4 separate regions of the Mus musculus genome follow, and regions 1, 3 and 4 are each linked to region 2. The links are chromatin loops, found by intact Hi-C in ENCODE. Cell type or tissue: heart. All regions are shown on one strand. Region 1 overlaps Rgs9bp (regulator of G-protein signalling 9 binding protein). Region 2 holds the start of Rhpn2 (rhophilin, Rho GTPase binding protein 2). Region 3 holds the start of Gm38989 (a long non-coding RNA gene). Region 4 overlaps Rhpn2 (rhophilin, Rho GTPase binding protein 2).

Region 1 (8,000 bases), 250 kb before region 2:
GTCCGGTGCCAGTGCCGGCGCGTCCTCAGCCGGTGGCATTTCGGTAGAGGAGCGCGCGGGCCCCTGCGACCCCAGCAAGGCCCTGGCTGCCACCGTTTTCAGCGCCGTGCTGTTGGTGGCTGTGGCCCTCGCCTTATGTGTGGCAAAGCTGAGCTGACTGATATCCAACGGTCGTCCGCTGCCCCTTTTCTTTCCAGGGCATGGGCTTCGGGTTTGAACCGTTAAGGAGAGAGGTAGTGAGCCTGAATGTGTGCATATGAACATGATCCTTTCAAAGCCCACCTCTGCCTGGGCAAAACGTGTTTTGTTTTTTAACATGCTGGCCCAAGAGGAGTTAACAGCACAGGGCGGCCAGGCCATTACCTCTAATGTCTGTAGGAGCTTTACCTCCTATTAATAGAAATCGGTCCACAGTGACCCCAGGTCCCTCTGAGTTTGATGGGTTAAGACGTATGTCCCAAGTTTGGTGCCCTCACGCTGGTTGGTAGCACTCATTCTGTTTTAGACGAGACAATTTTGTTAAGGTGTGGGGTTGTATCAAGCATAGTGGTGGTGGGGGAGGGAGACATTTTGTTCCCTAGACAAGAAACCAGTTGCAGTAAGATGCGCGTGGGTTTTGTTACCTTAATCCTTTGGGGCCTAGGCTTTGGGAGTGTGTACGGATAGAGGCTCGTGCAAAGTGCTTTCTCTGTGATACACTACTGCACTTGGCAGAGCCTGCCTATTAGTCACCAGGAGCTGCAGCTATGAGAGGTTTTTGTGTCGTGACCCCATTTAGGGTCACAGCCAAGAAGGTTGTGGTGTATCCTCTGCACACTTGCTTCAAGAGAAGACCGCTCCATACTCATCCCCGGATGGGGGAGGGACAGGATGGTGCTGCTTTGGGAAGGGCCACACGGCTATGTAAACAGGCACGTTCTCCTTCTCACCGGCTTACTTTATCCCAGAATTAGACCACAGTGTTTGACCCTCCTTTGAGGGAGGGCTGGGGAATCCTCTTTGAAGCTCTTAATCCTATCTATCCCTGGAATTTACTCGATAGCCAATAGGAACGCTAGTTTTCTAGAGAGCTGCCCAACTGTCTGACCCCATGTTACAGGGAAGGGCGATGCTGGTATCACTAGTAACCAGGGGTTGTGAGCCTGGCAGCTGAGTTCAAAATGTAACAGCTTTAATTTGGAATTTAAAGAGCTTTAAACACTCGCATGCGTACACACACACACACACACACACACACACACACACTATCTGAAAGAATGTAAGCACGTTAGTACCAAAGTTGGGTTGCATGTTTGTTTTTGTATAAAGGAAACTGGGCCACAAGCTCATAGATGCCAAGTGAGTCAAGCTTAGAGAACTTTTACATTGTATATGTAGTCTGCTAAATATGAATCTGCATCTGCTTTTTTCTAAAACCCTGGGGACCAGCGAGATGGCTTAAGAGGTAGAAGTATGTACTGTATCGGGACATAGTAGTGCACACTTTTAATCCTTGGAGGTAAAGGCAGGAGGATCTCTGAGTTGGAGGGCAGCCTGGTCTGCATAATATCCGGGACAGCCAGGGCTACACAGAGAGACCCTGTAACACACACACACACACACACACACACACACACACACACACACCACACGTAGGTATTGCACTTGCAGAACATGCAAGTTCTGTTCACAGTATTCATCCACCCACTGCCAGCCAGCAGTTCGCAACTGCCTGTAACTCCAGCTCTAGGAGAGGTCTAGCCCCCTCTTCTGGACACCTCAGGTATTTGTCCCCATGGAGGCACACTATTCACACATGCACATAACCAAAACGGAAACTTTTACATCTATATTCCTGAATAGAGACTGAATTTTAAGATCATAGCTCAAACTGCCAGAACCCTCCACATAAAAGGCAGAAATGGCCCCTGCTTTCCACCGGTAAAGGATGAGATGTGAGAAATGCTCTCTGCCTTCCTGGAGGGGCTTGGGGAAGTGGTACTGAGAAAGCAGATGCATTTAACTTTCAAATGGTTGGTGGGACAAAAGCAAAGATCTGCTTGGCTAGAAATGGGATTTCCTTTTAACCTCTGAAAGTGAGAAAGAGGGGGTGTTACCGCCACTCTTTGCACTCCTTAGCCATTCTTTGGATATTTAATGAGCTGGGTCATTAGATGTCCACCTGTGATGGTTCTTAGATGACTGCAATTCATTGCAATGTTGCAAAAGGTTGACTTAAACTAAACATTCCTCTAGTAGACCTGTGAACCCAGGAAACTCACTGAGATTGAAAATGTTAAACATGAGGTGAAGTCCTTGGTGTTATGATGCTGTCTAAGAAAGCTGCTATAGGACATAGGCAAAGTCACCTCTTGCCTTGTAAAACTGGCTATCTTCTAACTAATATGTCTTCTTGTGTTTGTGAGCTAGCTTGCTGATAGAATCCTGGTTCTATTCATACTTGGATGTTGAGGTAATTCATCTTCTATAGACATTTGGTATGATCTCATACTTGGTATAATTGACAAGAAAAAAAAACCAAAATACATCAGTTAGGCTGGGTTCTGTGCAGGCCTGATACTTCACAATGATACAGGAAGATCACACGTTCAAAATTAGGTTGGTCTGGAGTGTGACTTCAAGGCCATCCTGGGCAACTTAGACTCTATCTCAAAATAAAAGATGAAAAGAGGACTGGGGTTATAGCCTAATGGCGGGGTACTTGCTTAGCGTGCTTGAAGGTTCAGATTCAATCATTATACCCCCCAAAATGTATTAACCAATATTAAGAAGGCAGAACCTCGGGGTGTCAAGGCACCTATCAAGGGAGTGAGCTATGAGTCAGCAGTGAACTGCTAATGACTACAGTAGTCATAATGCAGCAAGAATATGCTCAGATAATTGGTTTTCTAAGACAGAATCTCACTGTGTAGTCCTAGCTGTCCTGGAATTCAGTTTGTAGACCAAGCTGCCCTTGAACTCCTGGGACAACTCCTAGATGCTCCTTCCTCTGCCTCCTGAATGCTAGGATTAAAGGCATATGCTACCCTGCCTTGCTTTGTAGCCCAGACTGGCCTCAAAGTGATGAGCCTCCGTGCCTTGGCCTCTTCAGAATACGCTACTGATGTGGGCCCCCACAGCCATCTGGATGATTTCTGTTTTTATGTATTATAAAAGTTTAATTGCCACAAGGGAAAATACTTAGGGTAGAGTTAAAGCCAGAGCTTTGTGATTCCCCTATGGGTTACAGGATGCTGTGTAAAGAATGTATGATTCTGTTAAGCAATTTTGGCTGAAGAGATGTCGAATTTACATGAGGTCCCTGGTAATGTAGCATTTTGCCCTGATGTGCACTCTGGTCCATTTGTAAGCTGTTCTTTCCTCCTTGCTATGTTGTACGGTGGATGCTTTGTAAGCCTCGGGGCTCCTGTGTATAAGAAGCTGATGAGGAAAATATTGCAGGAAGAGCTTACTTCTGCATCCCTTGGGGTGTGCCTCTCCCTTGAGGGCCCACCATCTACCCTGCCTCTCTCCAAGTACCTCAAGTCATTTGATATCCCTGTGCCTCGCATCCTCCACTGGTAGCACTGGGGTCTTGGGAGCCCTTGTGGAGCCCTTGTGAGCTTGAGGTGTCGAGCAGATGGCACTGAAGTGGGACAGGCTTATTTTGTTGGATGATTTGGTTTGGGACTTTGTACTTTGCTGGTTGGTTTAGGTATATCCTCATGGAATGTAATCCTGTAGTCTAGCGGTTATTGTCTAAACATAGGCTGTTCGGGGGCTGGGGAGATGGCTCAGAGGTTAAGGGCACATGCTGTTCTTCCAGAGGCCACAAGTTCAGTTCTCAGCACCCACACTGGGTGGCTCACAGATGCCCATAATGCCAGCTCCAGGCAGATCGGGCATCTCTAGCCTCTGTGGACACCTACATTCATGTACACAGATACACATACGTACACATAACTGAAAATCACGTATTTGAAAAGTAGTTTTAAAAGATTAAAAGTCAGGCTAGTGAGGTGGCTCGGGCTAAGGGTGCTCACTGCCAAGCTTGACCACCTGCGTTCCATCCTGAAATCCACAAAATGGAAGGAGAGAACAGGCTCCCAAAAGTTGTTCTCTGACCTACACAGAGACAGAGAGAGAGACAGAGAGACAGAGAGACAGAGAGAGAGAGACAGAGACAGAGAGAGAGAGAGACAGAGAGGTGCAGCCCCCTTGCCCCACAAAATAAATAAATAATCCATGTAAAACAATAACAAGTATTTAGTTTTAAAAATCAAAACTAATGGCGCTTAGTGCTCATAAGCTTCAGTGCACATAGAGTGTAGACACTAAAAAAGCAAGCGTGGGATTGGGGTACAGCTTAGCAGTAGTGGGCTTGATCTGCACGTCACAGCTCTGGATTCAACTGGCAGCAATGCAAAGGGAAGACAGAGGTTCACGTGTATATGCTGCCTGTGTATAGTATTTAAATAGACAAGGAACTAAACTGCAGACTCTTAAGTCTGAATCTGAGTCTTTATTTATTTTTAGGGGCTGGGGAGATGGCTCACAGGTTAGGAGTGTGTGCTGCTCTTACAGAGAACCAGGATTCAATTCTTAGCGCCCATATGGGGCCGCTCATGCCTGACTGTAACTCCAGTTACAGGCTCTCTGTCGCCCTCCTCTGGCCTCCAGGGACACTGCATACCAAGCCATGCAAAGTGCACTAATTCAATCTTGTTTTCACAGCCATTAGGCCATCACAAGGGATTCTGGGAAACTGCAAAGACAAGCCCTTGCTATTTGCCCAAAAGTCTGGGGGCTATACTAGCTCCCTACCATGGAGCAGGGGGTGTTCCTAATGTGTAATGGTGGATCTGTCATGGAATCAAAGCTTTCACATCTCCGTGTTGTATCAACAGGTTCTAACCACAATGTTTGTAAATAAGTAAAAAGTACAGATAATATGCAGCATTAATAACCTCTCAGGGAAAGGACTTCAAATGGGCCACTATCGGCTTGTGATTTTAAACAATATGCTTAATTTTCTTCACCAACATTGGAATGTTGGAGTGTACACCCCATCGATAGACTTACTCTCCACAGACTCGGATGCAAAAAGAGCCCAGAGGGTTCCAAACTGTAGGTATCTGCGTGCTTTCCTCTGCAGTACAGTTGTACGCAGCCATTACCACAGGAAGCTTGGCCGTGGACATCACAGCTCAAAGCCGTCCTTCAAATGCAGTGTCTTCTGGTTCCTGAGAACTGGCAAAAGGCTGATGACTGGGACGGTAGACATTTCTGGAAAGATACTCCTGTCATTTATATATGTCCACCTCATTCTGTGGGAGGTTCAGGGAGTTTTCCCTGCAGGACTACGAGAGAGAAGACACCCTAGTTGTTTAGAATTTGAGAATTTTAAGACCTTAAGTTTATATGACTGATGTAAATATTCGAAACGACAGCTCCTGTTGTCAGATGACTTTAAAGAGTCTTTTGAACGTTCTGGTGCCAGAAAGCAGAGTTGAGTGTTGCTTGCGTGGCTATGGATGTATTAGGTGTGTGGAAGCGTTCTATAAAGAAATACACAGAAACGAAAGTACTTGTTAAGGTGGTGAGGTTATGAATTGTGAATTTTTCAATGTTTTTATTTCATCTTATATTGCTTTTACAATAAAACTTTAAATGCTATTATCATCTGGAAAAATGTTATTGTGTTATTAAAAATGTAAGTTTTAACAGTCAGAGTGTTTGAATGGGTATGCTCCTACAGACTTCATTTTTTTTGCTTTTTGAAACAAAAATCTCTGTCTTAATTACTGTTCTGTGGTTGGGAAGAGGCACCGTGGCCGTGGCCACCCTTATAAAAGAAAGCATTTAATTGGGAGGTTTACAGTTTCAGAGGGTTAATCCATCATCATCATGGTGGGAAGCAGGCAGGCACGGTGCTGGAGCAGTAGCTGAGAGCTTCACAGCCTAACCCACAGGCAGCAGGCACAGAGACAGAGACAGAGACAGAGACAGAGACAGAGACAGAGACAGAGAGAGAATGGCCCTACCCCAGGCTTTGCAACATCAAAGCCCACTCCCAGTGACACACTTCCTCCAACAAAGCTGTGTCACCTAATCCTACCCAACTGGTTTATCAGTTGGGGACTAAGTATCCAACTCTATATGCCTATGTGGTCCATTCTCATTCAAACCATGACAGTCTCTCTCTATAGAGTTGGCTGTCCTGGAATTTACTATGTAGACCAGGCTGGCCTGGAACTCACAGAACTCTGCCTGCCTCTGCCTCCTGAGTGCTGAGATAAAAGGTGTGCACCACCACTGCCACCACACCAGATTTGTTACAAGCAAATCCAAGCACTCCAGAGGCAGGTAGATCTCTGTGGGCTCCGAGGCTAGCCTGGTCTACATAGAGAGTTCCAGGTTAGCCAGGGCTACATGGTTAAGACCTTGTCTCAGACAGACAGACAGACAGACAGACAGACAGACAGACAGACAGACAAAAAGTAACAGCAATCAGTCTCTCGAGTCTAATGAGAAATAACCAGAACCTTCCTTTCTCCCCTCCTACCCGACCCTGCATCACTGGACATTGTAGCAGAGCCTTTCAAATATGCTAGGCAAGTTTCCTATCACTGAGTCATATTCTAAACAGAAAAACATTTTAGGGTCTCATGGAGGAGGAGCCAGGAGCAAAAGGTATAGGAGGGTGTGGGGGCAGGAGGATTAGATGATCAAAGCCAGTCTTCACTGTGTCTTACAGGCAACCCTGAGCTACATGGAACACTGTCTCATAGTAAACAAATGAATAAAATGGGAGAGAAAGGTGGGTGAGAATAATTTTAAAATGGGCTGGAGAGACAGGTTGAGTTCTCAGTACCCACTTAGGGCAACTCACAGCTGCCTATAACTCCAGTTCCGGTGACTCTAGTGCCTTTTTCTGGCCTCTGCAGGTACCCATACACATCCTCTCTCTCTCTCTCTTCTCTCTCTCTCTCTCTCTCTCTCTCTCTCTCTCTCTCTCTCTTAAAAAAGTTGGTAGATAAAATATGCTGCCATGCTGTTATCATTTATCAAACAATATTAAAACTCCTAAAAAAAAACAGTATATACACAAACTTTAACTTTTCCATGACTAGATAAAATTTACTTAAATCTTGAAGTGAAAGACAGTTATATATCTCAAAAAGAAAAAGATACATTAAATAAAATTCTTCTATACTCCCTACTTAATTATATGACTAGACTTGAAGGTTTTTTGGTGGTGTTTGGTTGGTTGGTTTGGTTTGGTTGGTTGGAGTTTTTTGTTTGTTTGTTTGTTTGTTTGTTGTTTGTTGTTTTCTAGACAGTGTCTCTCCGTGTAGCCCTGGCTGTCCTGGAACTCACTCTGTAGACCTGGCTGGACTTAAGCTTGCTTTTGCCTCTCAAGTGCTGGGATTAAGGGAGTATGCCACCGATCCTGAAGATTTGATTTGATTTGATTTGATTTGATTTGATTTGATTTGATTTGATTTGATTTGATTTGATGGTGTTTTAAAAAAACCCGAAATATAAGAAATTCTCCTGCAGAAACTGAGTTTCCTAAAATTCAATTTTGGCAATTTCTTTTCCGAATGACTATCAGGCTACGAGCTCAGCTCCAGCAGGCACCAACCACAGGTACCATGTGACCTGTGCTCCTGACTGGGTATGAGCCATGCAGCTCTCACGACTTTCCTCTTTAGGTTGGTGAAAGCTCTCCACACTAACATAGAGTCGCCTATGGCAAACATTAGTACAGTTCCTCGTGTCGTGGTGACCCCCAACCATAAATTACCTTGTTGCTGCTTCATAACTGTAATTTTGCTATTGTTATGAATCATAATGTAAATAACTGATATGCAGGCTATCTGATAGGCAACCCCAAAGGGGTCACAGCCCACAGGTTGAGAACTGCTATTCTATCATGTGGGGAAGATTACTGGGGCTCTAGCCCCAAGTCACCTCATTTTATAAAGACAGGTGTTTTCAAAGGAGCTTATTGTGAA
Region 2 (8,000 bases):
TTAAATTTATCTTGAACAGATAAGGACCCAGGGCAGGAAGAGTCTGCCCTGAGGGATGTTGTCTAAGGTCCTGACTACATATCTAGTTTTGGGGTGCCCATTCCTTCCCCCTTGATTGACTGGCCCTCCCAATACTTCCAAACCTCACCTCCCTCCTCCTATCAGCCAGAAGTGCTTCCCCAGTTTATCCTTTTCCTGAGTCTCAAACAGCCCCACACCTGACTTCCTCCCTTCTTTGGTTAGTTTTTATTCTGAGACAGGGTTTTACTAGTCCAAGCTGGCCTGGAACTCACTGTACACAGAGCCCAGGCTGGCCCACAAGCCTCTCTGAGTCCTCATTACCAGAATTTCAGGTGTGTGCGATCACATCTCCCTGCAGTTTGATTTTGTCTGGTGAGCAACTAATCAAGGTTTATCTTAGAAAGCAAAACTCAGTCCACACTCCAGAAGGAGGGGCCTGCAGAGCCTGGAGGCAGCAAATTTGCTTTGTGTTCTTGTGTTCTTTGATTTCATTCTCCTGCTTTTTAAGTGCTTTAGGAGGCTGAGATAGTGTCCTAACCAAGCAGGCACAAGCCCCGGGGCTGTATACATAAAAACAAGATTTTAAGAAGACTCAAACAGGGCTTGGAAGTCTGTACTTGTTAACAAAGCACATGGGAGGTAAAGACAGGAGAATGGAGAATTCAAACTCTCTTTCCTCAACAACTACAGAAGAAGGAAAAAGAAAAAAGAAACACAAAAATCAAGGCCCTAGACTTGCCCATTCTAGAGCAAGCATTTGGGAAAGAGGGTTATAGGTCAGTAGTAGAGTATATGTGAGGTACACAAGAGGACCCCAATTCCATCCCCAGCAAATCTTCTTGAAAATAAACATTCGGGCTGGTGAGATGGTTCAGTGGGTAAGAGCACCAACTGCTCTTCCAAAGGTACTGAGTTCAAATCCCAGCAACCACATGGTGGCTCACAACCACCCATAATGAGATCTGATGCCCTCTTCTGGTGCGTTTGAAGACAGCTATAGTGAACTTATACTAATAAATAAATCTTTGGCCGGAGCAAGTGGGGTTGGCCAGAGCAAGCAGAGGTCCTAAGTTCAATTCCCAACAATCACATGAAGGCTCACAACCATCTGTACAACTAAAGTGTGTACTCATATACATAAAATAAATAAATCTTAAAAAAAAAAAAAAGAAACATTTAAGCTGGGTAGTGGTGGCGCACGCCTTTGATCCCAACACTCGGGAGGCAGAAGCAGATGGATCTCTGAGTTTGAGGCCAGCCTGGTCTACAGAGAGAGTTCCAGGATAGCCAGGGCAACATGGAGAAACCCTGTCTTAGCAAAAAAAAAAAAAAAAAAAAAAATTCAAGGAGCTGGCGACGCAGTTCAGTGACAGAGACCCTAGCATGTAGAAAACTGTAGGTTCTATGCCCAGTCCTCTCTCTCTGTTGACAAAGGGGGATTCTGCATGGATGAGGTTAACCTGGACTGTACAAAGAGACCTTGTCTATACATACACACACACACACACACACACACACACACACACACACACACACCTTCCATCTCCCTTCATCTCCCTTCCTACATCTCCCTCCTCCAGCATCCCTGCCACACTGGCTTTTGTTCCTACCCTCCACTCACTCACTTTCTGCTCTTCCCTTGAAGGGATAACCTGAACCCCTCCAGCACTCTTTAGGGTTGTCAACGTCTCTCAGCTTCCTCTGCACTGCCACCCTTCCAGCTTGTCTTCCTCCTTCTGCTCATTCCTTCCCTTAATCCAGATATTTCTGCCCCGGCTTCTTTACTCACTATTGAAAATGCCAATCACTTGGATGACTCCCAAAGTGACATCTCCCGTTCACAGCTGGCAAACTGCTGGTCCCACTCACCATCGGAGCCTCCCTACTGGCATCCCTGCTATCCAATTTTAATTCACAGGGCTGGGAAGGGAACCCAGGATCATGTGCATGTTAGACAAGTGCCCTACCACTGAGCTGCGGTCCCCACCTGGACATAGGATTTCATGCTGGCTAACGCCATTGGCAGTCTGTATCAGGGTAGGGAAGATAAAGACAATGGGATCACAGGGTCTAAAGCAGTGATTCTCCACAGATGGGTCAAGACACCTTTGGCATCACATGTCAGATATCCTACATATCAGAAGCTTACATTATGATTCGGATTCCTAACAGCAGCAAAATTGTGAAGTAGCATAGAAAATGATTTTTATGGTGGGGAGGGGGTCACCACAACATGAGGAGCTGTACTAAAGGGTCACAGCATTAAGAAGTCTGAGAAGCACTGGTCTAAAGCAATACAACTTCCTGCCCAGTTTCACTCTTTCTCCACCACTGCAGTCAAAATGATTTTTCTGGTATTAATCCCACATGGCTGAATCTGCTTTAAATGTTTCCATGAATCTCCAGCATCCCCTAGTTCCTTAGGATATGCAATCTAATCGGAAACTGCTGAGTTTCCAAACATCCCTCTACTCTCAGAAGGTTCCAAGCACCTGTACCTCTATACCTTTGCCCAGGCTGTTCCCTCTGCCTGCAGGGCCCCTTCTCCATCTCCTTCACCTGTCTAACCTCCACAGTTCATTCATCTGTCATATGACTTACATCAAACTGGCTCAGGGCACAGATTAGAAAAACGTACCCCAACCCTTTTATTTTCCTGATACAAAAGGCAGCACTCTGCAGACTGGCATGATTTAACTCAGACACAACACAATTGCAGTGACAAGGGTTTCAATTCTGCACAGATGTTAGTTGTAAAATTCATCAGCCAGCATCAGAGAAACTGCACCTGAGAAATACCCAAAGAACTGGAGAAACGGCTCAGTGGTCAGTTAGGCTTGCTTACTGTTCCTGCAGAGGACCCTAGTTTGGTTCCTAGCACTCATATTAAGTGGAAGTTCGCAACTACTTGTAATTCCAGTTCTAGGACATTTGGTCTTCTCTTCTGGCCTCCAAGGCGTGTGAGCGTGCATGCACATACACATACACTTAAATCTTTAAAAAACATTCAGGCTCCAATCTTTTCCCTTCCCCACCCACATCCTCTCCTGAGATTCACTGCTCTGAATGGGTGCCACAGGAGAACTTGTTCTGAAAAGCTTGACGCCCTCCAGAGTATATTTCATCCTCTCTGACTTCCTGCCTTCTCCCCACCAAGAAGCTGCCACAGGTCCACCAAGCCATCTGTTCAGAAGACAAACAATCTAGCAAGAACTGATATCCCACAAAGAGACAGCAACTTGCTGGAGGCTGTAAAGCAATTTTGTGGGGGTGGCAGCCAGGCCCTAGGGCCTTAGGTTGGACATCTTGAGATTCCCAGGCCAAGCAACCTCCTGCAATTCTGGCCTGTGATCCTCTGGCCCAAATGCCACACATAATTAGAAGTTATAATCCTGTAATTCCATGATGACATCTTTCAACTTAAATATACTTTAAAACTTTTTTAAATGCCAAAAGGAACTTTAAAAATTGCCCACTGTCCCCACCTGTCTCCAGATTTCCCTCTTTTCTATTACTACTTCACGTGTGAGCAAAAGTTCTTTAAGATGCCAGAGTCCCGCGGGAGAAGGAAGCTGCCAAGCCCATTTACGAACAATTAAGAATTGATTGCTCTGTGGGAAGCAGTTTCACTTCCCTATTCATGACTGCTCGCTGCGCCTTCGATCGTATCAGTTAGAAAAATATCCACGACAATCTCTCAACCCACCAGGTGATCCTTGGCCAAAGTCCAAAAGCTATTTTTAGACTCTCTAGGGACCCAAGAGGAAGGTGAGGAGTCTGTCACAGTGATTCGCACCTCTAAAGTGCCTTTGAAAGCCAGCAGCTGTTGGGCAATCCCAGCACCGCTGTGGGCGCCTAATGGGGTCGCTTTTGAGGAACTGAGTTCCAGGGCGAAAGGCAGTCGCATTAATTGCCCAGGAGCGCCAAGACGTGCCAAGCGCGCAGAGTCCAGTCTCGCCCTCTCGGTCTCTCGGACAACCAAATACAGATAAATCCACTTTGGAAGAGTGAGACTCCGGTTCTCTGGCTCTCTTGGGCGAGGACAAACGAAGGGGCACGCCCGAGGTCCCCTTGCAGCATCCACTCTCCCTTACCAAGAAGTCGAAGGGGGCCAACGCTGAAAGCACTTGGGAGGCAAAAGAGCAAAACTCGCCCTCCAGATGCACCATGGCTAAGCGCTCGGGTGGAAACTGAGCTGCGGTATAAGTGCAGAGGGACCGACCGAGCTCGCCAGCGTGGCCAGGAGCTGGTCCTTTCCCCACCAGCGCGAGAAGCCTGGCAGGGCCATCCGGATCACCTCCCCAGGTTCCCACCTGCGTGTGGCTTGCCTGTGCACCTGCACGCCCCAGCCCGGCTGCCATCTGCTCGGGGCTCCAAGCCCCGCGCAATCAATCCCCTTTCGACCCCCCTTCTCCGCCCTTCGGCCCGCACCAACTCTGCGGGTCTCTCCCTTCTCCTTCCCCTCCCCCTCCAGTCCAAGCCGACCCCCGCCTCAAGCCCCTTCAGCACGCTCCGCAGTTTGCCAGGACAGAGAGAGAGGGTCTGTTGACTCGCCACTCACCTTTCGAAAGTAGTCGTCACCCTCTTTCTCCAGCGGCTGGGGAGCCGCGGGTAGCAGCGTATCGGTCATGCTGGCAGCGCGGGAGTCCAGGGTGAACTGAGGTGCAGTGGCTACTAAGGGCCCCAGGAGGCGCCGGGACCCGCCCCCGCTCCCGCCCCGACCAGCCAGCCGCCCTGCCGCCCCGCCCGAGCCCTAGAGCGCCAGATATCTGGAGCTCCGCCCCTCTTAGCAAGACCTGGACCTAGGCAGATCCCGAGCCTGGAACTCAGTTCTGCCACCTAGGCCCCGCCTTCAGCCTCCCAAGAGGCGAATCCCAAGCCCTACAGTTCCGCCCCCCGCATTTGCAGTCCTCCTGCATCCCAGAGTGAGCCCCACCCCTGATCTCTGGAGCCACGCCCCATCTCGCCTAGGCCCCGCCCCTCCACCATCCAGTCCTACCGGAGGCGGATACCTAACTCTGTAGCCTCGCCCCGCTCAACTAAGGCCCCGCCCACAACACGCACGGTCCTCCTCCAGCCCCGCCCGAGGCTGAAGCCAGAGCCCTGAAGCCCTGCCCTTGATTGTATAGACCGCGCCCCTGCCCCATGCAAGTGTTAAGTGCTGTCTGCCGCGAGTCTAGAATGGAGCTCTTGCTGAGCCTTCGATCTTAATCTGAGTGTTGTTCACAGCTCACTACCTTGTGAGCGTTAAGGTGGCGCAGCCAGCGGGATCGGGGTTTCAGCAAACGTAGCGAAACCCAAATTCGCCCTTTCTCTGGAGCCCTAGGAATAGTAAATGCAGAGAACTAAATACGTTTGCTTTCCCACTCAGGGACGCGGACATTCATGACCAGTTCATTCGCTGCTCGGAAGCTTTTAAAGGCTCTGGCCAGGAAGGACGGAAAGCTGTTTGCAGGAGAGGAGGCCTCCGAGCGCTTGGGTAGCAGAAGTCGTCGGGAGAGGGGGCCACCTACTGAGCAGGCTTTGTGCACAGGAATTCTGCAGGTGTCTTTAAGGATGCCAGAGTTCCCAAACTCGGTTTTCTCAGTTCTCAAGCCCAAGTGATTTTTTCTCTGGCTGGTCTCGTGTTATAGGTATCGATGTGGTTAGTACAGGAGTAGCAGGGGGTTCCTTAGGCTCGGGGTTCGCGGAACCTCCTACTGGAGAGTAGGTAAACTGGCGTCGGATATTGGTAGCACATCGGGCTACATCTGCAGGAGCCTAGAGCCCCCAGCCTGTAGACTCCTTCCTCACCGCCGCCACCACCACCAAAAAACACCTTTGTCTTCTGCCTTTGGAGGTCTGTGGGTCGCAGTGTAAACCTCAGATTCGGCTTTCAAAACTAACCAACCGTTTTCATGCTCTTTAAGAAGTGTTTTAGGGGCCAGGGGCGTTTAATTTCAGGACTCAGGAGGCAGAGACAAGCGGGTCTCAGAGCCAAGGCTACACAGAGAATCCTTGTCTCGAAAAACAAAAACAAACAACAAAAATGGTGTTAGTATGGCTGCAGAGGTGGCTCAGAGGATAAAAGTGCTTGCCGCTCAGCCTGACAACCTGAGTTCCATTCCCTGGAACCCATAGGGTAGAAGGTGCAAAAAAGAACTTCCACAGGTTCTCTGACCTCACACGTGCGCCATGGCACATGCATTCCCCCTCCAACCCCCCAGCAAACACACAAAATAAATAAATGTAAAAACATCGAAAGTAAATAAATATATATTTAGACGGTTCGAGAGGTTTAAAATAAGTTCTTGAAAATAAACAAAAGCAACAGCTTAACATACGTTAAAAAGTTAAAAAATAAATAAATATATAAATAAATTCACCAGGTCATGAGAAAAGGGCTACTTCAGTCTAAGAAAGGTCCTGCCAACGGACGGGACGTGATGGTTCACACACTGTGATCTCCATGCCTTTCCAGAGGCTGAAAGAGCACTACTGTTGAGTTTGAGGCTAGCCTGGTGTCTTAGTTTGCTTTACACTGCTCTGATAAAGATCCTGACCAAAAGGAACTTGGAGAAAGAACGGGTTTTGTGTGTGTGTGTGTGTGTGTGTGTGTGTGTGTGTGTGTGTGTGGGTGTGGTATGTGTGTGTGTGTTTTCAAGACAGGGTTTCTCTGTGTAGTCCTGGCTGTCCTGGAACTCACTTTGTAGACCAGGCTGGCCTCGAACTCAGAAATCTGCCTGCCTCTGCCTCCCAAGTGCTGGGATTAAAAGGGTACACCACCACACCTGGCCTTTATTTGGTTTCTACCTTACTTCCATATACCTTACATCACTGAGGGAAACCAGTTCAGGAACTCACGGCAGGAATCCAGAGTCAGGAAATGAAGCAAAGACCTTGAAGAACACTGCTTACTCTCTTGCTCCCTCCCCATGGCTTGCACAGCCTGATTTGCTTTTGTTTTTAATGAGTTTCTTTTACTTTCTGTATATGGTTGTTTTGCCTGTGTGTATGTCTATCTGCGCACCATATGTATGGGCCCATGGAGCTCAAAGAAGAGCATCAGACCCCCTGGAATGGGAGTTACAGACAGTTGTGAGGCTCTATGTGGGTTCTCTTGAAGAGCAGCCAATGCTCTCAATCACTGAGCCATCTCTCCACCCCCCACTGCCTGCTTTCTTATACAACTCTGAACAACCTGTGGAGGGTTAGGACCACCCACAGTGGGCCGGGCCCTCCCACATCAATCATTAATTGAGGAAATGCTCCAGAGACTTGCCTACTGACCTGTCTTCTGGAGGCATTTTCTCAATCAGACTCCCTCCTCTAACTAGTGTCAAACTGACAAAAGGCATTAACCCACCACACTGGGGCTCAGTGGAAAGACCCGGTGTCCATATTCCAAGAAAGACGGAAGGATGGAAGAAAAGAAGGAAAGGGAAGAAAAGAAACCTACAGAGTCCTAATCAGCGGGACTCTGGGGCAGGTGTTTTTGGAAAGAGCTGATGAAAAAAACTTTTCTTTCTTCCTAAGTCAACCAAGTCAATCACAAATCAATTTGACACAGGCTTTCTTTAATTCACTGGAAATGTGCTGGCCTGGGGCTGAGGGTTAAACACAGCCACTCTGGTTCAGGCTCCAAGAGAAGTGGGTCAGTATATTACTGTGTTAATACTCCTGAACTTATCAGTCATACAACCTCCACTCTAACCAGAACTTGAACGGACATCGTGCTTCCATTTTGGCACCCTTGTACCTACCTATAAAAGACCTCATAGGATCTTCACTTTTTTTTTTTTTTTTTTTTTTGGTTTTTCGAGACAGGGTTTTTCTGTGTAGCCCTAGTTGTCCTGGAACTCACTCTGTAGACCAGGCTGGCCTCGAACTCGGAACTCTTGAGGGAGGAAGACAAAGCTCTGAAGACAGGAGTGGCCAAGGGCACACTTCCCATTAGTGTCTCACCTCAGGCTTGCTGCCTCCTTTCTTCCCCGTCCCTT
Region 3 (8,000 bases), 100 kb after region 2:
TGGTTAAAGCGCCTGTCTAGTAAACAGGAGATCCTGGGTTCGAATCCCAGCGGTGCCTGAGTGCTACCTTTTCTTCTTTTTTGCACGACCCTTTTTGTTTTGCGAGCCCTCTCACAGAACCGTTCCTCTGTCAGCGCGGAAGACATTTTAGCGGAAGACGTTGTGTTCCCTGCTAGCCTTTGCCTCCTTGAGGTCGGCCAAATCGCTGTCCCCTGAGTGCTTCCACAGGGGTGACAAGTCTCCACAGCCTCTTGGCTTCGCTGAGCATTGCTCTTGGCTTCGCTGAGCACTGCAAAGCATGCTGATTTTTCCTCCCGGAATCCGCGCAGTGGGTAGCAACAATCTGCATACTGAGAACAGCTTGGCGAGGCTGAGTAAAGTCCCAAAATGGAGGTCTGTAGCATCAAATCCGATCGTCAATCTACATCTACAGCATGCATAAAAATCCAAATGGCTAGGTGCTCCCGTGTGGGGCCCGATTCTAAGGCCTGGGCTGTGGTTGCCAAGAGCACAGGCACATGGGAACCCCTTGAGAGCATTTGCGACCAGGGCTTTGGAAGGTGGGGGAGACTTTGAAGTTTTAAAGAATGTTCCCCAGGGATACACCTAAATCCAAACAAAACACACAATGATAAACCCAGCGAGCTTTAGAAAATGCAGGAGCCACGTGAGGCGGTGTTCCTAATGCAGATATTTTGACTCACAATTGAAGTTACAACCTTATAAACCATTTAAAACCATCTTAAGGACTGGCGAGACGGCTCAGTGGATAAATGTCCTTGTTGCTAACCCTGGACGTCCTGAGTTCAATTCCTGGGTCTAACAGGGTGGAAGATGAGAACTGACCCTCGAAAACTGTCCTCCGGCCTGTGGGTCCACATGTACGCCGCGGCTCACGTATGAGCACAAATGTGTTCACAACAAATAGGTAAATGTAATAGAAAAAAAAATGTCCTAAGCTGAAAAGGGACAAAGAACGTACTTTCATTAACCCACACAGTGGAACACGCTTGGGCTTTTGGTTCGATAAGGCAGCACAGGATATTGCACAGTGCGGTGGGGGGGATATGTCAGCGCCACCGCTCTCAGGCTTATATGAGAGGTTGTGGGGCTTCTTTCTAGCTGGGCAAAAGACCGAAATTTAAGAATACTGATTTCGACTTGACCACTACGGTTAAGTTGACAATTTGCTTGTCCGGGAGGCAATTCTTTCTGCTTCTCCTACGGGTCTGGGTGTGTTGTTTGTTTGTTTGTTTGTTTTGATCAGTTCCTGCCCTTTGCAACTTGGTTTTTTTTTTTTTTTTTTTTTTTTTTGGTTGACACTGCCAACGAAAATGTGAGGGATAGTCCCACACTTTACAAAGGCATCAGGTCTATTCAGCTGCATCCAGTTACTGAAGGCTTTATTGGAAAGCACTCTCGAGTCTTCTTGGGGCTAAGTTCTAGCTCCTCTCTATCAGTCCTGGGGTTTGGAGTACTTGCCTGTTGGATGCCTGTTTATGGTGAAACGAAATTCTCCTAGGATCATGTGATCAGCGTGGTCCACACTGGTGGCGCTATTTGGGAGGAGACTTCGGGAGGTGGGGCCTAGCAGAGGGCTGTAGGTCAGTGGGTCAGCTACCTTATCCTGCTCTCACTCCCTCTCTCTCCTCCTCCCCATCTCCCTCTCAACCATGAACCGACATGCCTGAATTGTATTCTTAATCCTCTTTTTAAGTAATTGCGGGTGCTTCTCTACAGTAGTAAAAAGCTAAGTGAGGACCAGTCGGAGACGTTGGTTGGCACTTGAGTCTGAGGGAGGCTCTGCTCTAAAGGAAAGCTTTTCTACCGTAACAGCTGCACAGGGACAGAGGACCTGGAAGTCATCTGATTGGCCGAACATTCCTGCCACCCCACCCAACTCCCAGCAGTAAGCAAAGCCAGAAATGAGAATCACGCCCTTATTAACCTACCTTGTCTCTGCTCCTTAAAAACCTACACAGGTCTTCCTGCCTCAGAGACTTTGAATTTAGGGTGGTGGGGGCTCGGAATGCTGTTTCCCGGGTAGTCTGTGGGGAAACCCATCCCATCAGAGATCTTTCAGTCAGTGTGTCATCTCTCTGGAAGAACTCCTGTTACCATCTTTGGCTCAGCCTCTCCAAGGCCCCCAACGCAGCCTCTTGTTTGTCACCCACAACAGCACATCACTAACCGTAAGAACTTTGTAAAAAGGTAAAACAATGTTTTACTTCCAACTGATTTTTGGTTTATGTTGTAAATAGTTTTTGTAAAAGTGTTGTTTGTGTCAACATGTATTTGGTTTATCACGGTTAGTTTTTAAATCAATACTTTTTTTTTTCCTTTCAGATTTAACTTCTAGTGCCTTGAGTTTTAACTTTGCCATGATGATAATGGAATGATGCTCTGAAACTATAAGCCACCCCAATTAAATGCCTTCCTTTATAAGAGTTGCCTCTTTTCACAGCAAAGGAAACCCTAATGAAGACAAAATTTGGTACCAGGAGTGGGGTATTGCTGTGCGAGGCCTGACGATGCTTTTGTTTGGAGGAATGTGGATTTGGGAACTTTGGATTAGGAAAGCAGTTGAACTTTTTAAGTGGGGCTTAATGCACCATCCTAGAAGGAGCATGGAAGACAGGTGCGCTGAGAATGATTTGAATTTGGGGGCCTGGCTCAAGAGGTTTCAGAGAAGAATTTTAGTATGTGGTCTAGAGACTGTTATTATGATATCTTGTCAAAGAATATAGCTGCCTTTTCTCCTTTTCTGAAAAGTCTGCCTGAGGCTAAACTGAAGAGTTTTGGTTAGTTAAGTTGGCAGAGGAAATTTCAAAACATCCTAGTCTTGACTCTGTCCTGTGGTTATTACTGTTCACTCTTATGAAGATCTGTAATGAAAAAGAGCAAGCTGAGCAAAGACAGCTACAAAATGTGCAGTATGTGGGGAAGAGAGGAACCAGGAAGTGGAACGAAGTGAAGTCCTACGCTTAAGGAGATAAACAGAGTAAAGAAAAACCTGATGTTAAATGAAATAAAGGCAAGGCCCCACCCAACTATGCTTCCAACCTGCAAAAAGGAACTAAAGAGCTAGTTTCAGAACAGCCAAGTTTAGGCAGCAAAGGAAACCATTGAAAACAGAAAGTTGGAGAAGATGTAATTGAATGAAGGGGTTGGGGCATGTTCCAGCCCCAGCAAGCAGCAGAACTTGCCAGCTTCAGCCACATGGTTCTGGCTTTAGAATCAAGGATAGAAGAAGTGGTTATAGAATCTCTGTGACTAAGGAAAGCCTCTGAGGCCAGGCACATGTCAGGGGTGGCCTGTCATGGAGGCCCAGAGAGGCCACTGTGTGAAGCTGTAAAGATGAAGCCTGGATTGCCTTGGAGACCCCAAGATATTGGAGATGCCAGAGTCATGTGATACCTGCCAAGGAGAGCTGCTAACAGGGTATGGAACCAGCCTAAGAGAGAGACGCATGTTGCAGTCAACAAAGCTGAAAGGAGTTGGGGATCTGAAGACATCAGACATGGAGATGCAGATTTTGGAGTGTGCCCAGCTGGTTTTCAGTCTTGCTTTGGTCCAGTGTTTCCTCACAGTGCTCCCTCCTCCATTTGGAATAATGATGTGAATCCTGTGCTGTTATATATTGGAAGTATGTGACTATGGTTTAGATTTTATAGGGGATTACAGTTAGAAGATTGCATGAGACTCAGAAGAAACTTTGAACTTTCACAGGGTTGAGACTGTTACAGACTATGGGGACTTCTGCAGTTGGACTAAACACATTTTGCATTATAATATGGATACACACACATGCACAGACACACACATGCACAGACACACACATACACAGACACACACACACATATATATATATGTACATATATATACATATGTATAACCTATATATCAGGAAGTGTAATGTAGTAGTTTGAATAAAACTGGCCCCCATAGGCACATAGTGACACTATTAGGAGGTGTGGCCTTGTTGGAGGAAGCATGTCTCAGTTTCTCCTTGCTGCCTGCTGATCTGGATGTTGAACTCTCAGCTCCTTCTCCAGCACCATGTCTGCCTGTTCACTGATCTGTTCCCCGCCATGACGATATTGGACTAAACCCCTGAAACAGCAAGCCAGCCCCAATGAAATGTTCTCCTTTATAAGAGTTGCCATGGTTACAGTGTCTCTTCACAACAACAAAATCCAAACTAAGATAGTAATTTTAAAAAGATTTTAAAAGATTTTAAAAAGATTTTCATGTTTGTGAGTGCCTGTATTTTGTTATCCATGTGTATGCAGTACCCATGGAGGCCAGAAGAGGGGGCCAGTGTGGTGAAAATGGAACCCTGATCCTCTGCAGGAGCAGCAACTGCTTTTAACTACCGAACCATCTTTCCAGCCCATAGAAAACTTTGAGTCTCCTGTGCTAGAACACTTGAGAATCGTTTAAATTCAAAGACTTTTCTTTTCTTTTCTTTTTCTTTCTTTCTTTCTTTCTTTTTTTTTTTTTTTTTTTTTTTTTTTTTTTTTTTTTTTTTGAGACAGGGTTTCTCTGTATAGCCCTGGTTGTCCTGGAACTCACTTTGTAGACCAGGCTGGCCTTGAACTCAGAAATCCGCCTGCCTCTGCCTCCCAAGTGCTGGGATTAAAGGTGTGTGTCACCACACCCGGCTCAAAGACTTTTAAAAATATTTGTTTTATTACATTAGTGTGTGTTGCACATGTGTGTGCACTCTGACATGGTCTGATACATGGTTTGGCATGGTTGGCAACAACAGTGTCTTTTGTCAGTGGAAAACAGTGGGCACGTTTATCAGACAACTTTAAGACCCTGTAAGTTTAGTTTTTTTTTTTTTTTTGTGGTAAGAGACATATAACATGAAATTTACTATTTTAACCATTTTTTTTCACACTGTGCTGGGAATCAAATGATAGACAAGATTGTCACCACTGAGCTATTGAGCCACGGGGGGGTCTACATTGGGACTTCTAACATTTGGACTGAGCCATGCCCCCAGCCCCTCACTGGGGGATTCTAGGCAGGTGCTCTACCATTGAATCACAGTCCCAGCCCCTCACTGGGGGATCTACCACTGAGTCACCCTTCTAGTAAATCTTCTTTGGAGAGTTTCCTTGGCTCAGCTTCTGAACATACAGCTAAGGATGGCTGCAGGTGAGAGCTGTCAAACAAGCCCTGGGGGCCACATGTCAGCTCCACTTGCCCCAAAAAAAGCAAAAGGAAGAGGGAGTTGAAAGGGGAAAAGGAACTCAATGAGCAAAGCTGTGGTGGGCAGGAGACAAGCTTGCACTTCTGCCCCTCTTCAGAGGCCCTGATGAGCAGAGCAGCAAGGGGAGCAGAGGCTGGAAGGTCTGTCAGTCACCGTGTGCTCTGTCTGCTCACTGCCTCGCTTCATCGCCTTGGTTCTGGTTCTGCAAGACTCTGAAAAGTTCTTACTGCTTGAGGGCACTCACTTGAGAAGACTATCCCTGCCCGGTGGGGTGAGGTGCGGTTATCTTTCCAAGAGGGGCCATTTGGGGGGCAGGGTCTAAGATGGAACACTGTAAGAGCTGAGGGGCTGCCTCAGTTTCATTTTTTTTTGTTTCTTTGTTTGTTTCTTCCTTTCTCACACATCTTTCTTCTTTCTTTCTTTCTTTCTTTCTTTCTTTCTTTCTTTCTTTCTTTCTTTCTTTCTTTCTTATTTCCTCCCTCCCTTCCTTCCTTCCTTCCTTCCTTCCTTCCTTCCTTCCTTCCTTCCTTCCCTCCCTCCCTCCCTCCCTCCCTCCCTCCCTCCCTCCTTCCTTCCTTCCTTCCTTCCTTCCTTCCTTCCTTCCTTCCTTCCTGTCTGTCTGTCTGTGTTTTGAAACCCGGTCTGAAGTCATTATATAGACTTGGCTGATCTCAACTCACAAAGATCCCCCCTCCGCCTCCCAAGTGCAGGAGTTAAAGCAGAGATCTGTCACACTGAGAGCCTCAGTTCCTCACCAGGAAGAGGGATGCCATCACTTAGAAATCACCAGTTTTCAGATGGAGACTCCTTAAGTAATTGACATGCAGTTAGGAGTCTGACCCCGCATTTTAACACAAAGGAGACAAAAATGTGGGTAGAGGGGCCAGGATTTTACCCTGCCTCATGTTACTGTGGGCCCAAGTAAGGAATTGGTGGAATTTAGCAAAAACAGATTTTAGGTGCTTGTGTTAAGTACACATTTATGAGAGACTCCAGCCCTGGAGTTGGCCACATGGAGCAAGTTCTTCTAAGGCTGCAGCAGACACCTTGTAGTCTATTTTACAGAGACTCTAAAACCTCTTAGAATGCACAAATAGCAAAATAATGAGCTCCACTCAGCATAACTTATGGTACTGAAGTAAAAATATGAAAAAAAAAAAGAACAACTGCAAACCTCCCAAAGCTGGTAGTGTGCACACCTTAAATCCCACCGTGCCGGAGGCAAAGGCAGGCACTTCTCTATGAATTTCTATGTACTGGACTCTAGGCTGGCCAGGGCTACATAGAGAAACCCCGTCTTTAAAATAACAACAACAAAACAACAACAAAACATCTGGCTATGTTTGTGTACACCTGAAATCCCAGCACTTGAAAGGCAGGAGAACTAGACATTAAGGGTGTGGTGGTTTGAATAGAAAGGACCCCATAGGCTCATATATTTGAATTCGTGATCATTAGGGAGTGGCACTATTTGAGAAGGATTAGGAGGTGTGGCCTTGCTGGAGGAAGTGTGTCACTGGGGATGGGCTCTGAGGTCTCAAAAGCCCACGCGGGGTCCATTCCTGCGGCTCATGCTCCATGTAGTGCAGAAGAGAACCTCCTCCTGGCCACTTCTGGATCAAGATGTAGAGCTCTCAGCTTCTTCAACAGCATGGCTGCCTGTGTGCTGCCACGTTCCCCGCCATAATGATAATGGACTATACTTCTGAAACTGTAAGCCAGCCCCAATTAAATGCTTCCTTTTATAAGAATTGCCATGGTTGTGGTGTCTCTTCACTGCAATGGACACTGACTAAGGGGAGGAGGTATTTCTAAAGATTATCAATGCATAAATACTTATAAAGAGTCAACTTTTAGCTGGGCAGTGGTGGCACATGCCTTTAATTCCAGCACTCCAGAAGTAGAGACAGGTGGATCTCTATGAGTTCAAATCCAGCCTGGTCTATAGAGTGAGTCGGAGAAACCCTGTCTTAAAAAAACAAAACCAAACCAAAACAAACAAAAAACCAACCAAACAACAACAAAATCAACTTTTAGTTCCACAGATATTTCTGTTTTTTCAATTTTATTGATACCAATTCCTTTAAAAAGTTTTATTATTTATGTGTGGGGGTGTTGTGTGTATGCCACAAGTATATAGATGCCAGTGAAAAACCACCAGATGTCATGAACTGGTGTTATGGATTATTATGATCAACCATGATTTGGGGTGGAAGCTGGGATTTGAACTCCTGTTCTCTGGAAGACCAGCATGTGCTCTTCCCCACTGAGCCATCCTTCAGGCCCTTTAGAGCTTGTTACATTACCTCAGATGTGATCTATCCTCATGAGTATTTCTTGTGCACTTGAAAAGAATGAGCATTCTCAGCTGGGCAGTGGTCATGCACACACCCTTAATCCCAGCACTCAGGAGGCAGAGACAGGCGCATCTCTGAGTTTAAGGCCAGCTTGGTCTACAGAAAGAGTTCCAGGACAGCCAGGGCTACACAAAGAAACCCTGACTTGAAACTCCCCTGCACAAAAAGAAGGAACATTTTCTTGTGTTGATGGAGAGCAGGTATTGGATTGTTACTGAAGGGGTGTGTGTGTGTGTGTGTGTGTGTGTGTGTGTGTGTGTGTGTGTGTGTGTGTGTCTTATTCTCTTTCTTTGCTATGTTTTTCTCCACCAACTCTAAGTAGGAGAATAATGTGAAAATGTCCAGCTCTGATGGGGGCCGTTGTCAACTCTCCGTGAAGTTCTGTCTCTGTTTTTGCTTCTTACTTTCAAGTTCTGATGATA
Region 4 (8,000 bases), 57 kb before region 2:
TATTGTGGCTAGTGAAAAATGGCGCGGGTCCCAACTGGCTCAGGAGATGCAAGGTCAGTGAGCTGTCTTCTGTCATACCCCTTTCTTCCCAGCACGTTAAAAGAGAGAGTGAGAGAAATGCTGGGTATGGTGATGTTCCTTTGCAATCCCAGCACTCCTGAGACTGAAGTAGGAGAATCATTGCGTTAGAGACCAGCCTGGGGCTACATAGCAAGTTCAAGGCCAGCTTGGGCTATGAGAACTTGTCTCAAAATAGTTACATAGACTAAAATGAAAGGGGACTGGAGAGAGAGCTCCGTGGTTACGAGGACTGGCTTATCTTACAGAGGATCGTGGTTTAATTCCTAGCACCCACATGGTGGCTCAAGGAGTCAGACTCCTCCCTCTTCTGGCCTTTGGGGGCACTAGGCTTGCACATGTGCACAGACATATGCGAGCAAAACCTACATATAAATCTTTGGGTTTTATTTTATTAAAAAGGAGGTTTAGGACAGGTGGTGGTGGGTCACACCTTTAATCCCAGCACTTGGGAGGCAGAGACCGAAGGATCTCTGAGTTCAAGGCCAGCCTCATCTACAGAGTGAGTTCTAGAACAACCAGGGCTACACAGAGAAACCCTGTCTCAAACCAACAAAAAGCGGGGTGGGGGCTAGAGATGGCTAGATCCCCATCTGTTTTCACTGAGCTGTTCATTACTGCCTGTAATTCCAATTCCAGAAGATTTGATGCCCTCTCATGGCTTCTCAGGGTACCTTCATGCACGAACACACACATACACACATATACACACATTTAAAAAAATGAATCTTCGCACAAAAAGTACATTTCAATTGTTGCTGCCTTGTTAACCTGAAATTTCTAAAAACGAATTTTCTTGTCTGTTTTTTAGGAAAAGTTAGACTCATTTTTGAGGAGGGCCTGGCATCAGCAGATTTTTACCTGTCTAGCAAATCTTGCATTCTCTATGTCACTGAAGCAGATTTGGTGGCCGGACATGGCTACAGAAAAAGACTCGCTCGCTTTAGAAATGTAAGTACCGAGGTGCTAAAATCTAGCATCCCCTCTCTTCAACCGTCCCAAGCGCTGAGTGATAGCTTTCTGAACTGTGTTACCAGAGCTGTGTTCTTCTCTTTTGAAGTCCTCACATCTTCAAGGGATCATAATAGTTGAGAAGACCCAGATGAGTGAACAGTATTTCCCAGCAGTCCAGAAGTTTACTGTGCTAGACCTTGGGATGGTGCTGCTTCCAGTGGCCAGCCAGTCGGAAGCATCCTGCCTCATTATCCACTTGGTAAGTACCAGACTTCTCCTTTATAATATCCCAGAAGTCCAGAAGATGCTCAATTTACCCCAGATCCAGACTTAACCAAAGCTGCCTTTAGTAGCCCTGGCTGTCCTGGAACTCACTTTGTAGACCAGGCTGGCCTCGAACTCAGAGATCCTCCTACCCTTGACTCCCAAGTGCTGGGATTAAAGATGTGCACCTAACTTCAAAATAAACTTTGACACAGGCTCTCACGTAGTTGAGATTGCAGGCGTGTGTCACCACACGGGGCCTTAGGCAGTGCTGAAGGTTGAGCTCAGTACTTACTGCATGCAGAGGCAAACACTCTGCCAGCCAGTGACACCTCCACCTGGTTTACGGAAACTGTTGCACTTAGGACTGAAGGCTGTCAGTCAGAGCTCTGGTTTTGGCCTCCAGGCTGCACTGGTGCCATCACCATTATCCTGCATTTGCACTGGGCAAGATGGCACCGGGCCACTTTGTCCCATTCGCTGTTTAAGTAGCAGCCTTTCTTGGTTTGTTTCTGCGTCCACTCCCCACCCCCGCCTCGACCCACACTGTCCTTGAACTCCTCCTGATCCTCCTGCTTCTGCTTCCCAGGTCCTGGGGATCACAAGCATTTCCGAGACTATGCCTAAGCTCCAGCACTCCTGTGTATAGGCTGCATGCATTGATCTCTTTACAACAAATAAACTAAAACAAACAAACAAAAAACCCTGAGGCTGGGGGATGGCCCAGTGGTTACAACACCTCCTACACAAGAACTGAGGACCTGAGTGTGACACCCCACCCCATCTGAAAATGCTGGACAGGACAACACATACCTGTAATTCTACCCCTAGAGAGAGACAGGCAGATGCCTGTGGCTTGCTAGCCAGCCAGCTGAGCCTGATCAGCCAGCTACAGGCAAAGGAGAGACCCTGTTTCAAACCACGTGGTGCATGGAGACCGAGTGACACGCAAGGTTGACCTCTGGTCTCCATAAGCACGCAATCGATGCTGGCTTCCTTTCCTTTTCCCTGTTCCTGAGTTTTCCAGCTCTTTGCTCTTTATACTTTACCAGGGAGCCTGTTTGCCTTTCGATCCCAGCCTCACTGTATAGTTAGGGTGGCTTGGCACTTTGTAGCCCAGGCTGACTTCTAACTTGCAGTGCTTCCTGAGTACCGGGAGTGTAGGTGCCATGCCCACTGCTCCTGGGAAACGTTTTAAAATCAGTGGCATGGGCTGGCAAGCTCTGCAGAAGATAAAGGCACTTGCCACCTGGGGCTCAATGGAGTTCAATCCCTGGAGCTCATATGGTGGAAGAAGAGAGTCTCTTCCCACAAATTGTCTTCTGACCTCTACATGCATGCTGTGGCACCACGACAAACCCCAATAAAAATTCACAAAAGTCAAATAAAATACATAAATTAGTGTTGGGAGGCAAGATCATGGAACATGCCTACAAGCCCCTGAGAGCCAGGAGGATCATAACTTTGAGGCTATCCTGGGCTACACTATTTATATATAAACTGAATGACATGGAACAACTGTCTTAAGGGGCTAGGGACGTGACACAGTAAACAAGCCACACAGATATTTGGGGGGGGGGGGGGGACAGAGCTCGTGTAAAAAGCCCGCTGGGGAGGTGAAGACAGCAAGATCCTTGGAGTTCACTGGCCTTTCTACCTTGTGGAGCTCTGGGTTTAGTAAGAAAGACCCCCTCTCCAAATAGGGTGGAGAGTAATAGAGGAAGACACCCAATGACCACCTCTGGCCCCCACACCCAGTCATGCACACGTGCACTGCATGTGCACATACATAAACTACACACACTTTTTTTTTTAAAATAAAAACTACCTGTCCACCAGAGGGCGCTCACATCCTTTTCCTTTAATTTTCCCATTCAGGTTCAAGAGCAAACCAGAGAGCCCAGCAAGAACCCTTTCCTCAGGAAAAAGCGCTCCATGCTCTCCGAGCTCTCCCTTGTTCAAACAGTGCAGCAGATCCCAGGGGTTGGGAAAGTTAAGGCCCCCCTTCTGCTCCAGAAGTTTCCGAGCATCCAGCAACTGAGCAACGCTTCCGTCCAAGAACTGGAGGAGGTCGTGGGGCCCGCGGCAGCACAGCAAATCCACACCTTCTTCACCCAGCCTAAGCGACAGCAGCCCCGCAGCTGACTCTGCCTTCAGACTTCAAACTGCAGCGTCTGGTTTCCATATTTAAAAAGAAGGAAAAGTTCCCCTGTCAATGGCAATGGGCTAAAGACAAGGAGAGGACCGATGAGGCTCGCAGTCACCCTGCCTCGGTGTCTGTCTGGGCAGCCACCTGGTGGGGCTTGGGGGTCGCGGGCGGCACTGGCCACTTTCTGCTAAGATGAAGAGGGTCCCCACGGGGATCATCCAGAGACTCATTCCCAGCCGCAGCCAGCTGGAGCAGATTTGTACAAGACTCTCTGCCCTGCCTCTGTCACTGAGAGGCCCTGTGAGGGTCCAGCGCTGAGTAGGGAGTGTCCCCGTTAACCAGTGTCAGGGCCACAGCTCAGGTCTTCTCCACACTCGTCAGGTACCTGTGCTATGGAGTTTCTGCCCGAGTCAACAAACGCCTTTCCTCCCGCATCACCCCTCCCCCCAATCAACACAAGAAAACTATGCTGTGCTTTGGATGACGTGGAAGAAATAATTAGGATGAAATAAAAGCAAAAGAAAAAAGAAAAATTAACTCAAACAATGAACATGACTTTATTTAAATATTTATACAAACAGAGCCCCAGGGATAGCGGGCACACTTTCCTTAAGGCATTTGTGTTCTCCAGATATTGCACAATAGAAAAATATTTAAATCCTTGTTACTTTAAGATCCACAGGCTATATATCCTTAAACTTATCACTTGAACTGTGTCAACCGTGACTCTGTCACAGTGTCATCCAACCTATAGCCCCAAAGTCAAGTTGGTAGATACATCTTACAAAGTCGAGTAGAGGTTTCAACTTGAGTAAGTTTACGTCTTTACCTTGTAAACTGCGAAACTACTACTTAAACCAAGACTCTTAAAATACACAGTTACATACCTCCTACTTTAAACAAAAAGAGCAACGTTTTGAGTATCAAACAGCATATTATCTACCCTGTAGACGGTATCTCCTAACACTGCCACTGTGTTAGCTACTGGTCAGTATGATATAGCTGAGGGGGGCTGATTCTGGAGGAAGGAAAGACAAAATTGGCACTAGACTTCATCTGGGAAAGAACAGTCAAATTATGCAGGGATGACAGAAGATGTGTCATTTCATCTCATGAATTCCCAAGTACTTAAAGCAGCCTGTTTCGGTTTTGTTTGTTTGAGAGAGGGTTTCTCTGTGTAGCCCCAGCTGTCCTGGAACTCACTATGTCGACCAGGCTGGCCTCAAACTCACAGAAATCTTCCAAGCAGCCTGGTTTTAGTTAACACCTCTAACCTGCCTCCACTCAAGAGTCACTTGAACTTAAGAAATCACTACTATACAAATCTAAACACTCGGATATAGTACCAAAGTAGGTGGTCCCAATTCATCTCTCACGGTGCCTGAATATCATAATCACAGCCAAGAAAAACAGTAATAGCAGCTGCTGGGTGGTGGTGGCACACACCTTAATCCCAGCACTTGGGAGGCAGAGGCAGGTGGATCTCAAAGTTCGAGGCCAGCCTGGTCACCAGGGCAACTTCTAAGGCAGGCAGGGCTACACAGAAAATTGTCTTGGAAAACCAAAAAAAACAGCTAAAATATTCAGGCTCTTCTATGCCCTACATTATAGAATAAATAACTGCAGCAATGTGAAAATCCCCATGCGGCTGGGTTTCTCACCAATTTCTAGAGGTCTCTTTTTCATGTTCACAAGCACATCAAAGTTTACAGTCTGAGAAGATGGGGTTGGAGAACAGTCCCATCGCGGCATGGGCGGTTAGGCAGCTGTGGCGACCTCGGTGTGGCCTGTTCTGGCTCCTCCCTTCAGTACAGAGAGCTGTCAGAGTTGAGCAGGCTGAAGGGAGTCGGGAGTTTCTTCTTGTTTTGCGACCTCGCCAGGCCAACCTCGGGGAGGCACAGCGTGCTGGCCGACTTCTGTCTGTTTTTACTAGTGCCCCAACTCAAGAAGGAGAGCTTTTTTGAGATCTTCTTGGTTTTGTCAGCTTTGTCATCATCGTCCATGGACAGGCATATCATGGAGTAAGTTTTCTGCATCCCCACAGAGTAAGTGGCACACTTATTATGCTGTTCATGGGGAAAGAAGAAGAAAAGTGTGAGGCATGACTAGACAGTAATGATGGGCAAATCTGAGACCCAGGATGGTCCAGGTGGCGTTGGGGAGGAAGGAGGAGGAGGAGGAGAACTTCAAGACCAGTCTTGGCTACTCAGTGAGTTGGAGGCCAGCCTGAGTCACAGCAGATGTTGTACTAAGAACCTAAAAGTTGGAGGCTCACACTGTACACGGACGGCATCCTTTCTGAAGGAAGGGTGACAGAGGGTCATCGAGATGGCCCAGTGGGTAAAGATGCTTGCTACAAAGCCTGGTGACCTGAATCCCAGCCTCTGAACCTACCTGATAGAAAGTCATCCTGTGACCTCTGCATGCACACTACAGTACATTCATACACACACACACACACACACACACACACACACACACACCAGGTTGATAGAAATCTAAACCTTGGATGGCTTAAAGAATTATGCCCTGAAAAGCCAGGTCAGAAGAAGTGGCTCAGTAGGTAAAGCATCCATGTGTGGAAGGAGAGAACTGACTCCTACACGTTGTCTCCTGACCACAGAACACACGCCCAGCAAATCAAACTCAGAACTCTGAAAAGCAGGCAGGGGCAGCGTGTGCCACACATCTCACTCCGGATGCCAAGGGAGGGGGGATCGAAGAGCTGTTTGATTTTTAAGACAGGGAACCATAAAGGAAGGTGATTCCCTTTGTGTGCTAGCTGCTTTTATGTCAACTTGACCTAGGCTAGAGCCTTTAGAGAAGAGGGAACCTCCGTTTGAGAAAATAACCTCGTATGTCAACTTGGCCTAGGCTAGAGCCTTTAGAGAAGAGGGAACCTCCGTTTGAGAAAATAACCTCGTAAGATCGGGCGTAGGCAAGCCTACAGGGCATTGATGGGGAAGAGCCCAGCCCAGGGTGGGTGGTGCAATCCCTGGTCTGATGGTCCTGAGGTCTATAAGAAAGCAGGCTGAGAAGGCCAAGGGGAGCAAGCCAGTAAGCAGCGCCCCTCCGTGGCCTCTGCATCAGCTCTTGCCTTCAGGGTCCTGCCCTGTCTAAGTTCCTCCTGTCTTGACTTCCTTTGATGATAAACAGAGCTGTGGACCAAATCAAGCCTTCCCTCCCCAGGTTTCTTTGGTCCTGGCATTTGAGTTGCATCTCCTTTGCCCTCAAAGCTTTTGATGATGAACTGTAATATGGAAGTGTGGACCAAATGAATCCCTTCCTATCCAAGTTGCTTTTTGGTCCTGGTGTTTTATTTCAGCCATAGTAACCTTAGCTAGGACACCTTAGAATCTGGTAATTTTGGGTCAAGACTCCCTTTCAGAGACTCCAACAGGGGCATGCGATCATGAAAAACAATAAAACCAAATTCTCGAGCCAGATCCCAGGACTCTGAGCATCTCCGACCCTCCACCTGCTTTGAGTCTGCCTTCTACCATGATAATGGCTTCCTCACAAACACTGTCAGTTTTTTTCCTCCCTCCTCTGGCAGGATGTCAGCTCCAGTTCCACCGCACGCACGCCACCCTGCCTCCCCTACCACCATCCTTCAAACAGCTTGTTTACAGCTTGAGGCTATTTCCCAAACTGACAGGCTCCCCTGACCCCCTGGCTCTGCATGACCTTTGACCTGGCACGCCAGTCTTCCCCTGGTCCCACCAGTCCTTTTGGTCCTGGATGGTTCTTATAATCCTCTCTGCTCACCTCCAACTATTCAACACATATTCCACCAGAGAGCCTTGCCCTATGAGCAATAGCCATGGCCTCAAAGAATAGGCCCCCACGCTGCCTGGATTCCACGCCCCCTCCTCCAGGTACCAGCCCACACCCTGCATTCCTGCCTCACAGCCATTCTCAGCAGACGTGGCTCGCTCTGCTATCCATGCATGTCCACACGCACACACCCACACATTCTTTGAGAAGTTTCAATGACCCTCTCCCCTCCCAGGACCACTCCAGGGTCTGCCCCCTTCCTGGGTCTTCCCTTCCCTCCCTCTACTGCTGCTTCTGTTGTTTGTACATGGCGGGCTCCCTGCCTTAGTCCCCAAGCCTTCCTGCCCCCTGCCCGAGACTTTCAGGGCACTTTCTGGAAACCGTGGTCTAACTGAAAACCTACTGCCAAAGACACCGAGGCCCAGAAAGGGTATTAACCAGCTGATGCCGCGCAGCTTGTTGACAGTCGGGGCCTGATTCCAGCTCTACATGCCAAAGCATGGATTCTTTCCACGGTGTTAGTAGTCTCCAAATGTGCTCTAGGGAGGAGTAGGATTCCCACCATTCAAAACAAAGAGTAGCAGGTAAATGATCCGGGTGGAAACAGCCCTTCGCTTGTTCTCACCGCTTTGATGTTTTTCCATCACTGGGAAGGAACGGAGGACATGCTAAGCAAGCGTTATATTCTGAGCCACACGTCCAGCACTCGCCATTTAGGTTCATTTTGCAGGAGAGTCGTTCAGGAGCTGGAGAGAAGGCTCAGTGGCTAAGAGCACCT

What was found. Hi-C counts contacts between places; a loop is a spot of excess contacts. Peaks named below come from ENCODE experiments on the same cell type or tissue, not always from the same donor. Only the 100,000 strongest peaks of a DNase experiment are listed, where the experiment ranks them.
Region 1: it touches region 2 in a loop (2.0-fold over the local background); 2 of 42 quality-filtered maps call a loop at or near these places.
Region 3: a loop joins it to region 2, with 2.9 times the contacts of the local background. A loop is called at or near these places in 2 of 42 quality-filtered maps.
Region 4: it touches region 2 in a loop (6-fold over the local background); 18 of 42 quality-filtered maps call a loop at or near these places.

Annotation. Positions count from the first base shown.
Region 1 is chr7:35,576,664-35,584,663 of GRCm38, reverse strand. It overlaps Rgs9bp (regulator of G-protein signalling 9 binding protein), which reads left to right. Exons shown (of 1, transcript NM_145840.3): 1 at 1-5,671. The coding sequence ends at 157. Among named protein-coding and RNA genes, the nearest start is that of Rgs9bp, 4.9 kb to the left of the region's middle. In heart, CTCF peaks have their summits at 1,754 (motif pointing left) and 4,650 (motif pointing left); no DNase peak of the experiment used is centred here; H3K4me3 peaks cover 1,128 bases; H3K27ac peaks cover 734 bases; H3K27me3 peaks cover 2,676 bases.
Region 2 is chr7:35,330,994-35,338,993 of GRCm38, reverse strand. It overlaps Rhpn2 (rhophilin, Rho GTPase binding protein 2), which reads right to left and starts at 4,757. Exons shown (of 15, transcript NM_027897.4): 1 at 4,583-4,757. The coding sequence starts at 4,651. In heart, CTCF peaks have their summits at 4,671 and 5,526; DNase peaks (open chromatin) are centred at 3,753 and 4,953; H3K4me3 peaks cover 2,709 bases; H3K27ac peaks cover 2,016 bases; H3K27me3 peaks cover 2,406 bases.
Region 3 is chr7:35,226,828-35,234,827 of GRCm38, reverse strand. It overlaps Gm38989 (a long non-coding RNA gene), which reads left to right and starts at 14. Exons shown (of 3, transcript XR_881960.2): 1 at 14-928; 2 at 1,837-2,211; 3 at 2,347-4,360. n-TTagt9 (a tRNA gene) reads left to right here; the gene lies at 1-58. In heart, a CTCF peak has its summit at 4,306 (motif pointing right); no DNase peak of the experiment used is centred here; H3K4me3 peaks cover 1,647 bases; H3K27ac peaks cover 1,039 bases.
Region 4 is chr7:35,388,266-35,396,265 of GRCm38, reverse strand. Rhpn2 (rhophilin, Rho GTPase binding protein 2) reads right to left here. Exons shown (of 15, transcript NM_027897.4): 15 at 3,979-5,511. The coding sequence ends at 5,251. It overlaps Faap24 (Fanconi anemia core complex associated protein 24), which reads left to right. Exons shown (of 4, transcript NM_178643.5): 1 at 1-53; 2 at 890-1,029; 3 at 1,139-1,291; 4 at 3,175-4,114. The coding sequence ends at 3,441. Among named protein-coding and RNA genes, the nearest start is that of Faap24, 4.5 kb to the left of the region's middle. In heart, a CTCF peak has its summit at 3,136 (motif pointing right); a DNase peak (open chromatin) is centred at 27; H3K4me3 peaks cover 547 bases; H3K27ac peaks cover 1,193 bases.